Linked DNA regions of Homo sapiens: region 2 is linked to region 1. A link is an interaction called in ENCODE POLR2A ChIA-PET data of the cell type or tissue named here. Cell type or tissue: A673. All regions are shown on one strand. Each heading gives the region's core, and the rest is flanking DNA. Links, peaks and the distances in the headings are about the cores only.

What was found. ChIA-PET counts read pairs that join two places held together with the same protein. Peaks named below come from ENCODE experiments on the same cell type or tissue, not always from the same donor. Only the 100,000 strongest peaks of a DNase experiment are listed, where the experiment ranks them.
Region 2: POLR2A ChIA-PET joins it to region 1 with 12 read pairs; 2 of 35 experiments call an interaction of 5 or more read pairs at or near these places.

The regions. Positions count from the first base shown.
Region 1 is chr1:246,455,945-246,461,322 of GRCh38, forward strand. All of the region lies in intron 1 of SMYD3 (SET and MYND domain containing 3), which reads right to left. Among named protein-coding and RNA genes, the nearest start is that of SMYD3, 49 kb to the right of the region's middle. In A673, for the core only: no CTCF peak of the experiment used is centred there; no DNase peak of the experiment used is centred there.
Region 2 is chr1:246,687,197-246,692,574 of GRCh38, forward strand. LOC102724382 (a long non-coding RNA gene) reads left to right here. Exons shown (of 3, transcript XR_949364.3): 2 at 2,957-3,018; 3 at 4,272-5,333. Among named protein-coding and RNA genes, the nearest start is that of SCCPDH, 35 kb to the right of the region's middle. RefSeq lists an enhancer at 2,638-3,158. In A673, for the core only: a CTCF peak has its summit at 2,476 (motif pointing right); a DNase peak (open chromatin) is centred at 2,505; H3K27ac peaks cover 472 bases.

The DNA of each region.
Region 1 (5,378 bases), core at 266-5,265:
CAGGCACTTAAAGTATATCCTGATAGCTGATATCCACTCTGAGTCATAGCAGGGAAAAACTATGCAAAAATACATCAATAACCTATATTAAAACAGTACAATTAAGAGTAGGAATTATGTTTGCAGGTTCTTTGCTGGCCACCTCCTTGGTACCTACCACAATGTTGGTAATCCCAAAGGAATTTGTCTCTGGCCCAATTTTCTTCTCATTCTCCCTGTTTCTAAGCTGATATATATCTAAGCCTTCAGCTATCACCTATCTCTACCTTCTCCAGGAATATCTCTCTCTTGAGTTGCTCCGATTGTCAACCCTGGCTTCACATTAGCATTACCTCAGTCGATTTTAAGACATACCAAACTGTGTCCCTGTGTCATATAAATTAAATCAGTATCTCTACGAATAGGACCAAGGCATGAATTTGTTGTTTAGTTTCCCTAATAGGCACACAAGGTCGAGACCCACTGCTTTTCTAGATCCATCACTCCAGCCATCTCCTGGACTGGTCAGCTCCACCTGAATATCTCACAGGCACCTCAAATTTCCCATGTAACATACCTACTCATCCACCAACACCAAGCTAAAGCATTTTCTCCTCTGCCCTAACTGACCCCAGGAGCATTAGGCAGTCCTTCCACCTAGCTTCCACAGTATTCTGTCTATGCCTCTGTTGAAGCATTTAGCACCATTTATTATAACTTATATTTTCCCCATAAGACTGTTTCTTTGTCCTGCTTTGTTTTAATATGCGAAGAACCCACAAATGAGTGGGACCAGAAGGTGAGTGATAGCCAAAATCCAAAGAGAAATCAAATATCTATAATCAGGTCTAAGGAGTCATTGCAAGGTTGGAAAACTGGAGACATGGCTAAGGTATCATTAAGCAGGCAGACACAAGATCAAAGTTATGAAGGAGGACACAAGGGGATGGGAATGGTGTACCCAGGGCTTAGCTTTATTAAATTCCACCTAGTACACCGAATGGACCAGACTAATCCAAATCTGGCTCTAGGTTAAAGAAAATGGTCCTGTAAAGTCTACTTCCCCAAAGAATATCGAATTTAAGTTCTCCTTTGTGCTTTCACTTCTACAGCCTTATATGGAGCCTTCCATCTCTTGAGTAGACTTTTTTTCCTTTTCTTGTATAGACTTTTAAAACAGCATCTTAATTCATGTCCATACTGATCATCTCTGGCCACTTCAGGCTAACACTGACCACAGAGTTATATTTCAGAAGAATAAATCTTTCGAGAGGTGAATGTTCAAGGGTAAGAATAGAGAAAAAATAAAAACATAAAATAAAATAATAAATCTTCTCCCTCATCACTCCTCTATTGGAAACTCTCAGGTGACTCTTAGAAAATAAGGTCCATGAGGTCAGGAGTTCCAGACCAGCCTGGCCAACATGGTGAAACCCCGTCTCTATTAAAAATACAAAAAATTAGCCAGCCATGATGGCAGGCACCTGTAATCCCAGCTAATCGGGAGGCTGAGGCAGGAGAATCACTTGCACCTGGGATGCGGAGGGTGCAGTGAGCTGAGATCGTGCCACTGCACTCCAGCCTGAGCAACAGAGCGAGACTCTGCCTCAAAAAAAAAAAAAAAAGAAAAGAAAAGAAAAGAAAAGAAAAGAAAAAGAAAAAGAAAAGAAGGTCCAAATTCTCTACCATGGCCTATACAGCCTTTCTCAACTTGGCTGTAACCAATACCTCCAACCATTCTCCCACATAATCAATACTACATTCACAATCAATATTCTCCATCTGTTCACAACTTAGTGCTTTTATACAAGCTGTGCGTACAGCAGAAGTACCCAATCCACTGCCTACCTACTATCCAAAATTTACAGATCCTGCAGAAATAGCTCAAATGCTACCTCTTCAGTAAGGCTATTTATAACTACACCAGAATAAATGGACATCCTCATTCACTACTGATTCTTTCCAAAAGTTTTTCTGGAGGCCCTACTATGTGACAGTCACTAGCATAAACTTTCCTATAGTATTTTGTTCAAACTTGAGTTATGACAGTTATGATGTTATATTTAAAACGTATGTGATTTTATCACCTGCATCTGTCTGTTCATTTCCTGAAGATAACAAGCATTATTTTCTGGTCCAACTTTCCTGTTTTTCTGACTTGGGTCCAAGAGGGGCTCAGGACTCCATGTTGTGCCTAATAAAGACTTCCCTGATGGCAGGTCACAGCTGTGGGCACCCGAGGGTCAGGCTACAAGGACAGATATTAAAATAATGACTGAGCCCACATGTAGAATATAAATAGTGAGCCAAGAAAGTGAAGAAAGGTCAAAAGGCAAAGTATTCAGGTCTTCCATCTCAGATGAGAAAAGGAGAGTTAAAAGTGAGAAACAAGACAAGCAGAGTTGGAAAAACTGAAGACTAATTCTGAAGTGATATCATCAACATAGCTCATCTGTGCATGACTTGATATACTTTGCTGGAACAAGGCCATAACCTTCAAGTAGAAAAGTCATTCTTTTTTTTTTTTTTTTTTTTTTTTTTGAGACAGAGTCTCGCTCTGTTGCCCAGGCTGGAGTGCAGTGGTGCGATCTCGGCTCACTGCAACCTCCGCCTCCCAGGTTCACACCATTCTCCTGCCTCAGTCTCCCAAGTAGCTGGGACTACAGGCGCCCACCACCGCGCCTGGCTGATTTTTTTTTTTTTTTTTTTTTTTTTTGTATTTTTAGTAGAGACGGGGTTTCATTATGTTAGCCAGGATGGTCTGGATCTCCTGACCTCGTGATCCGCCCGCCTCAGCCTCCCAAAGTGCTGGGATTACAGGCGTGAGCCACCGCGCCCGGCCGGAAAAGTCATTCTAAATACAGTACATTATATCCATCTTTGTAACTATTCTGCAGCCTAACCTAGTGCCAGGAACATGTGATGTGAAAATGTGCTGAATTAACACTTTTGCAAGTAATGATTATAACATACACGCATATATTCTATGTGTATTCATCTGACCCAGTAGGCAAAACAAAGCTACTGGAAATACTGAACTGTAGAATAGGATGTTGATATGGTTCAGCTCTGTGTCCCCACCCAAATCTCATATCCAATTGTAATCCCCGTGTGTTGAAGGAGGGGCCTGATGGGGGGGTGACTGAATCATGGGGGCAGACTTCCCCGTGCTGTTCTCCTTACAGAGTTCTCGCAAGATATTGTTGTTTGAAAATGTGTAGCACGTCCCCCTTCACTCTCTCCTGCTCTGCTGTTCTCGTGATAGTTCTCGCGAGATCTTGTTATTTGAAAGTGTGTGACACGTCCCCCTTCACTCTCTCCTGCTCTGCTGTTCTCGTGATAGAGTCCTCAAGAGATCTTGTTATTTGAAAGTGGCTCCTGCTCTGCTGTTCTCATGATAGAGTTCTCGCGAGATCTTATTTAAAAGTGTGTAGCACGTCCCCATTCACTCTCTCCTGCTCTGCTGTTCTCCTGACAGAGTTCTCGCGAGATCTTGTTACTTGAGAGTTTGTGGCACGTCCCCCTTCACTCTCTTGTTCTGCTATTCTCGCAATAAGAGTTCTCGTGAGATCTTGTTATTTGAAAGTGCGTGGCACGTCCCCCTTCACTCTCTCCTGCTCTGTCATGGTAAGATTTCCCTTCTCCTTCGCTTCCAGTTTCCTGAGACCTCCCAGCCATGCTTCCTGTACAGCCTGCGGAACTGTGAGTCAATTAAACTGCTTTTCTTCATAAATTACCCAGTCTCAGGTAGTTTTTTACAGCAGTGTGAGAACAGACTAATACAGGTATCTTATCTGAAACCAGTGACTTGAAACTACTAACTCATGGCATACAGTAAATATCAAAAGACTAATTTATTCTACCACCTATAAGTCACATACAGTATTAAAGCCTGGAACCAAAATGTAAAACAATCAGGAGCTTTGGAAATAAACTGTCACGTGAACTGAAGATTCTTCTGTCATTTGGCTGCAGAGGAAACCATTCCGCCACCCAAAAAAAAAAAAAAAAAAAAAGCCACAAAGAAAGAAGCAGGGATGAAAAAACACAAGATAACACACTTAGGCTCTTGAAGTCATTCCACTTTCTAGTTTCATTCCCTTCCCAAATCACAAGACACACCCCTACGCTTGATTTCTGTGAGATACCCTGAATCCTTTTAATATATTCTTCTTTGCTTCAGCTAACACTGGTTTCTATTTCCTGCAAACAAACAAATTTCATACCAACCATAAGTACCACAGTGCTTTACCTCGACTGCCTTTATTATATCCAAGAACTTCATTGTCAAAAACATCTATTCCTTTTACAACTCTGATTTCACTTCTTACTCCTCTTCTCAATTACCAATTTATTCAAATATCTACTGAGCACCTGCTCTAGCACTTAGTAACAGAAAGATGAATATGTCATGGTCTCTGCACTCAAGCACAGTCTAGTCCAGTTTTTTCAAGCTGTGGATCTTGATCAATTTGTAAAATCAATTTACTTGTCCTGAGAGGAACTTTTTAATATTTGAAATATAAGAAAATTAAAATACTGCATCACAAGAAATTAAATATTATTTTCTACAGCTTTTGTTTCAGTTACATGTGTGTTTTTACTGAATAGCAATATAGTATGTATATCTCACTGTGGGTCATGAACAAAGGATTTGAAAAATACCAGTAGGCCCCTATTTCCTAATAATGTGAACAAATGCCAAGGAAGAAGTCAGTCAAAAGCTGTGCCTTAGAAAATCCTTTAGTGTTTTAATAAAAAATAATTTCAATTGGTGTTTTCCTAGTTTATGTTGATTTCATAAGTACTTGAAAACAGTTGTTGGTTTGCCTCAAGTAGATTAAACATTCCGTCTTGTTTATAGTTTTAATTAGCTAAACAAATCCTTTTCTCTTTGCCTTGAACATTACAAAGAAACTTCAATTCAGCATGTCAGAATTATTATAAACTCCTAATTAGCTAAGTACAAATTTAGTACATTTTTACCACACTTACAATGAATGCTGTCTGGGCTAAATAAACCCCAATCATCATAAGAGTATCTATCAGCTACAAGGCTACAAGCCATGACAAGTTAGCCTGAAGAAAAGACCATGAGGCAGAAGACAGCTGTGCTCAAATATTATTAAAGGCATAAAATGACTCTAAATTGTTTAAGGTAACTTCTGAAAAATGTAAGTTAAAGAGAATGTAGCAATACATCAAATAAGCGTTGGGCATCTTGTAGGATTTCTTGTATTAATAATCTGATTTTGTTTCAAGGAAAATTAATTCAAGCATGTTTATTCTCTAGTTTAAAGGCTGTCCATCTTTATCAGATAGTGGAAATTATCTGAAATTAGTGGAAATTAGTGGGAAAAAAAGTGGAAATTAGTCAACAAGAATATTTCCTAAATACC
Region 2 (5,378 bases), core at 76-5,075, 230 kb after region 1:
AGTCCCCTGAAGGAAATGAACCCTCAGTGGTCGGAAGCACCATTGCCCCTCTGAGTCCCTGACTCCGGCTCAGGGGACATTTCCCGCCAGTGTGATGGCGACTGGGTGTTTGCAGCCTGACCTGTCTACTCGTGGGAGTAGAAGACCCCTCAGAAGCAGAGCGAGCGGCCGAGCGTGGTGGCTCACGCCTGTAATTCCAGCACTTTGGGAGGCCAAGGCAGGCAGATCCCGAGGTCAGGAGTTCAAGACCAGCCTGGTCAATATGGTGAAACCCCGTCTTTACTAAAAATACAAAAATTAGCTGAGCATGGTGGCGGGCACCTGTAATCCCATCTACTCAGGAAGCTGAGCCAGAAGAATCGTTTGAACCCAGGAGACAGAGGCTACAGTGAGCCGAGATCACGCCACTGCACCCCAGCCTGGGAGACAGAGTGGGACTCCATCTCAAAAAAAAAAAAAAAAAAAAAGTAGAGTGAGCCCCGTTGAGGGCTGTGTGGTGAGGGAACAACTTTGGCCTGCTACAAAAAAGCAGGACAGAGACTGCAGAATCAAACTTTTAACTTAAAACTTCAGATTTAAACAACTTTGGAGGAATACATAAGCAAAACATCTCCCTCCTTTACCACAGAAATGTTTTACATATCCCTGTGGCCTCAATTAGTGTTTTTTCTTTTTTTACATTTGAGATATAATTCATATACCATAAAATTCAAAAACTTAGTGAACAATTCTGTGGTTTTTAGTATATTCATGTAACCTGTGTATAAAGTTTCTTCCCCATAGTTATAGTATGTACACTTTTTTTTTTTTTGGCTATTTTCTTCACTTTGCCTAATTTCATCCTCATATTCCTTTTTTCTTTTTTTAAGAGAGGGTCTCACTCTGTTGCCCAGGCTGAAGAGCAGTGGTGAGATCACAGCTCACTGCTGCCTCAGTCTCCTGGGCTGAGGCAATCCCCCCACCTCAGCCTCTTGAGTAGCTGGGACTATAGGCGCATGCCACTATGCCTGGCTCATTTTTGTAGTTTTTGTAAAGACAGGTTTCTCCATGTTTCCCAGGCTGGTCTCAAACTCCTGGGCTCAAGCCATTCGCCCGCCTTAGCCTCCCAAAGCGCTGGGATGACAGATGTGAGCCACTGAGCCTGGCTGTAACCTTTCTTTATTCATTAGACATTTGGGTTTTCTACCTTTCTCTCTATAATAAATGAATACTACTGTAAATATTATTGTACAGATAGACCTTTATTTTGAACTATTATTATTATTATGATTTTAGACACAGAGTCTTGTTCTGTTGCCCAGGTTGGAGGGCAGTGGTGTGATCATAGCTCACTGCAGCCTAAAACTCTTGGACTCAGGTGATTCTCCCACCTCAGCCTACCAAGTAGCTGGGACCATAGCTGCACGCCCCCACGTCTGGCTAATTTTTTAAAATTTTTGTAGAGACAGGGTCTCCCTATGTTGTTGCTCAGGCTGATCTCAAACTCCTGGGCTCAAGCGACCCTTCCACCTCCGCCTCTCCAATTGCTGGGATTACAGGCGTGAGCCACTGCACCTGACCTTGAACTTTTTACTTAGAAATACATTCAGAGGTTTTTGGATTACTGAATAAGGGGTAAGATTGTTTTAAGGCTCTTGTTTTATTATTTTCCTTCAAAAAGACGGAACCCCTGTAATAAACTGGTGACACCAGTGATGTTTACACGTCTGTATCCAATACTTGACCAGCACTGGGTTCATTATCACCTCCATTTATGCCGGTAGGTGTAAAATGGTACATGATATAATTTTAAATTTAATTTCTTTAATAACTGGAGAGGAAGCAAGCCTTCCTACCCTGTGATTTTAAGCATCTAAAAGGAAGCTTCATGTGGTAGACTTGCTCTCATCATATCACACTGCTAAACAAGGATCTACAGCGCCTAATTCTGTTAGATTCAAATCTAAACATAACACATAGTTGATGCTAAATGTCTATTTCATTGCTTTATGGCTTCTAAAATCTGAATATTTCCCCAACGGAGAGTAATCTGAGGTATTATGCATCATATATATATATATACATTTTTTTTGCAACAATGTCTTGCTCTGTTGCCCAGGCCCTGGCGTGCAGTGGCACTACCATAGCTCACTGCAGCCTCCATCTCCTGGGCTGAAGCTGTCCTCTTGCCTCAGCCTCTCAAGTAGCTGGGACTACAGGCATGTACCACCAGGACTGGCAATTTTCTTAATTTTTATTTTTCATAGAGACATCTCACTATGTTGCCCAGGCTGGTCTCTAACTCCTGGGTGCAAGTGATTCTCCTGCATGGCCTCCCAAAGTGCTGGGATTACAGGCGTGAGCTGCCACGCCCAGACCAGTTTTTCCATCTTGGACTCTCAGCTCCAAATTCCCCCTTTTGGACTACTCTGTGAAAATGGATCTGGACCTTTAAATATTTTTTTCCCGGGCTAGCTAGCACTGAAATCTTGCCAGTAGAGGGTGATAGAGAGACACGGGAGAAGGAGAAGAGGTTGACTTGCCTCTGGGTTCCAGGGTGCTCACTGGGTGGTTCCCCCAGTGCCCCGCTCCTACAGTGACTGCAGCCAGCAGCACCCAGGAGACGGAACCTCCCCGCCCAGCCCGGCGCCCGCCAGCCCTGGTGCCGTTTTTATAGCAGCATGCCTCTAGCAATCAAGACACCTGGCACCTCGGAGGGCCGACTTCCAGAAGGATTTGCCACAGGGCACCACAACAACTTCTCTGCCATTCAGAGTCACAGCTGCACAGGTCTGGATCTCCGCCTGGGGCCGGCGTGGGGGCTCTCTCAGTCCTGGGGCTGGTTCACTGGAGTTTTCTTTCTTTGTTACTAGCCAGCCCCTCATGGCTGTAATCCCTTGCTCTAGTAAATAATTCTTTATATTGAATTTTCTCTGTTCAAATTACTACGTGATTTCTCTCTCCGGACTGGACTCAGACTGATACAAGTATGGACCCCCTAGAAGGAACAACAAATGGAGCTGCCGTCTATATACACACGTGAGATGGAATTCGTGTTTTAGATCCTTTCCAACACCTGGCTGTCTCAGAGGGCGGAGGACACGGGTCCCACCTCACACGTGGCAGCCGGCCCTGGCGCAGGCACCTGTTCCCAGCTGAGGCAATCAGAACCCACCTGGGATTTTTTTTCATCCTCGAAGCCAACTTCTCTCCCTTAAACTAAAGCAGAAAGAGTGTGAGGATGTGACTTCAGAACTGCCTGCTCCATCCCTTGCCCAGGGGGAGGCTTAGAGTCTGATGGGGCTGGGCACCGTGGCTCATGCCTATAATCCTAGCACTTTGGGAGGCTGAGGCGGGCAGATTGCTTGAGCCCAGGTATTTGAGACCACCCTGGGCAACATGGTGAAGTCCTGTCTCTACAAAATATATGAAAAATTAGCCAAGCGTGGTAGTGCGTGCCTGTAGTCCCAGCTTCTCAGGAGGTTGAGGTGGACGGATGGCTTGAGCCCGAGAGGCGGAGGTTGCAGTGAGCATGCCGTGGCACTCCAGCCTGGGCGACAGAGCAAGAGTGTGATGGACTCGAAGATGAGAGATGGCAAAACAGAGAGAGACTCCTAATGTCATCTCCCACCCTTTTAATGAGACAGGATCTGCCTCTGTCACCCAAGCTGGAGTGCAGTGGCACAATCACAGCTCACTGCAGCCTCAACCTCCTGGGTCAAGTGATCCTCCTGCCTCAGCCTCCCAAGTAGCTGGGACTACAGGCATGTGCCACCATGCCTAGCTAATTTTTTAAATTTTTTTAGAGATGGGGGTCTCACTGTCACTCAGACTGGAGTGCAGTGGTGTGATCATAGTTTACTGCAACCTCAACTTCCTGGACTCAAGTGATCCTCCCACCTCAGCCTCCTGAGTAGCTGGGACTATAGGCATGTACCACCGCACCTGGCTTATTTTTTAATTTTTGGTGGAGAAGGAGTCTCCCTTTGTTACCCAGGCTGGTCTCCAACTCCTGGGCTCAAGTGATCCTCCTGCCTCAGCCTCCCAAAGTGCTGGAATTACAGGCATGAGCCACCACGCCCAGCCCAAGGCCGTCTTTGTGTTTCCAAATATTTTCAGACCAGTTTCGGTCTTTCCCCACCTATATTGTGGGGGAAAAAAAAGTAAAATGAAAAAATAAATTTTAAAATTAGAATTAAATGAAAAAACTAAAAAGTAAAAAAAGGGTATTCAATATCACATTGATAATTTACTCAATAATGAATCTTTTTATTTTTTCTTACCTAACCTAGGTCGATTTAGGTCTCTGTCTCTGGCAACTGAAAAGAGACCCAACAAAACATCTTACAGAGCACCAGGGCCAATTCTTGATGCGTCGTTAGATTCTGTGTAGCCAGAAAGCAGAAACAGAAACATATCCAAGCCAGGCGGAGGAAAAACTTTGAGGCCTGTTTATCCAGGTTCAAGACAATTTCTATTTAAAAAAAAAAAAAAGAAAAAAAGAGAGAAAAAAAAAGCTCATAACAGAATAAGTTCAGCTTCTCCTGAGTGTCAGAGCTAAGATCTAACGCCTCTGCTGGTTTCCATGACAACCACCAGCAGCTACAATCATGCCGAACCAAGAACCAGAGGATTCAGTAACTTTACCTTGATTCTGTGGCCAGATTATTGCCAATTTTAAAAGGAAATGCATAGTGAGCCCCTGTCTCTGTTGTGTCTTCAGTTGTCCCTTGAAATCTGGATATCTTGACAAGAGGCCAGGGCCTATCCTATCTCATCTCCCCAAGCTAGTGTCCTTCCCAGATGAATTTCTTCTGGCGCTGGTGAGATTACTTGGTGACCTAGTTCCGACTACACAAGTTATGCTGTCGTGATTGCTGGGGGTAATTGCTCAAAATAGCTCTCTGATTTGTTTCATAAACAGGCTCTGTGGCAGGCTCATGTCGTTTTTTCCCCAAAGAAGAGATTCCAGAGACGAGGCCTTCACTGAGAGCTTGCTCCTCTACCTCCTGTGGGTTTCAGGGCTGGGACGGGGGACACAGAGAATCTGTCTCTCGCGAATGCCAAGTTGAGGTCCTAGCCTGGCTAGGAACTCTTGCATTCCCCTTGCCTCGCTGTAGCCTCCCCTGGGAACAGACCTTCCAGGAGGGTCGCACCGAGTGATGAGACTGTTGCATGAGGCTCTGCAGTGCTTGGACACAGAACTGCACTGCGGCCTTCCAGATGCTCAGCTGGAAAACCCCTGAGAACCTGAGGCTTTTCTACAGCACATTAGAGCTTATGACTGGAGAGTGTCTACCGCCTGAGGGCAGGGATGAGATTTTACCTATCCTATTCACCTGCTTAGGTGCCCACTTCATCCTAGACTCCCTTCTTTTCCCTCCCTCCCTTCCTCCCTC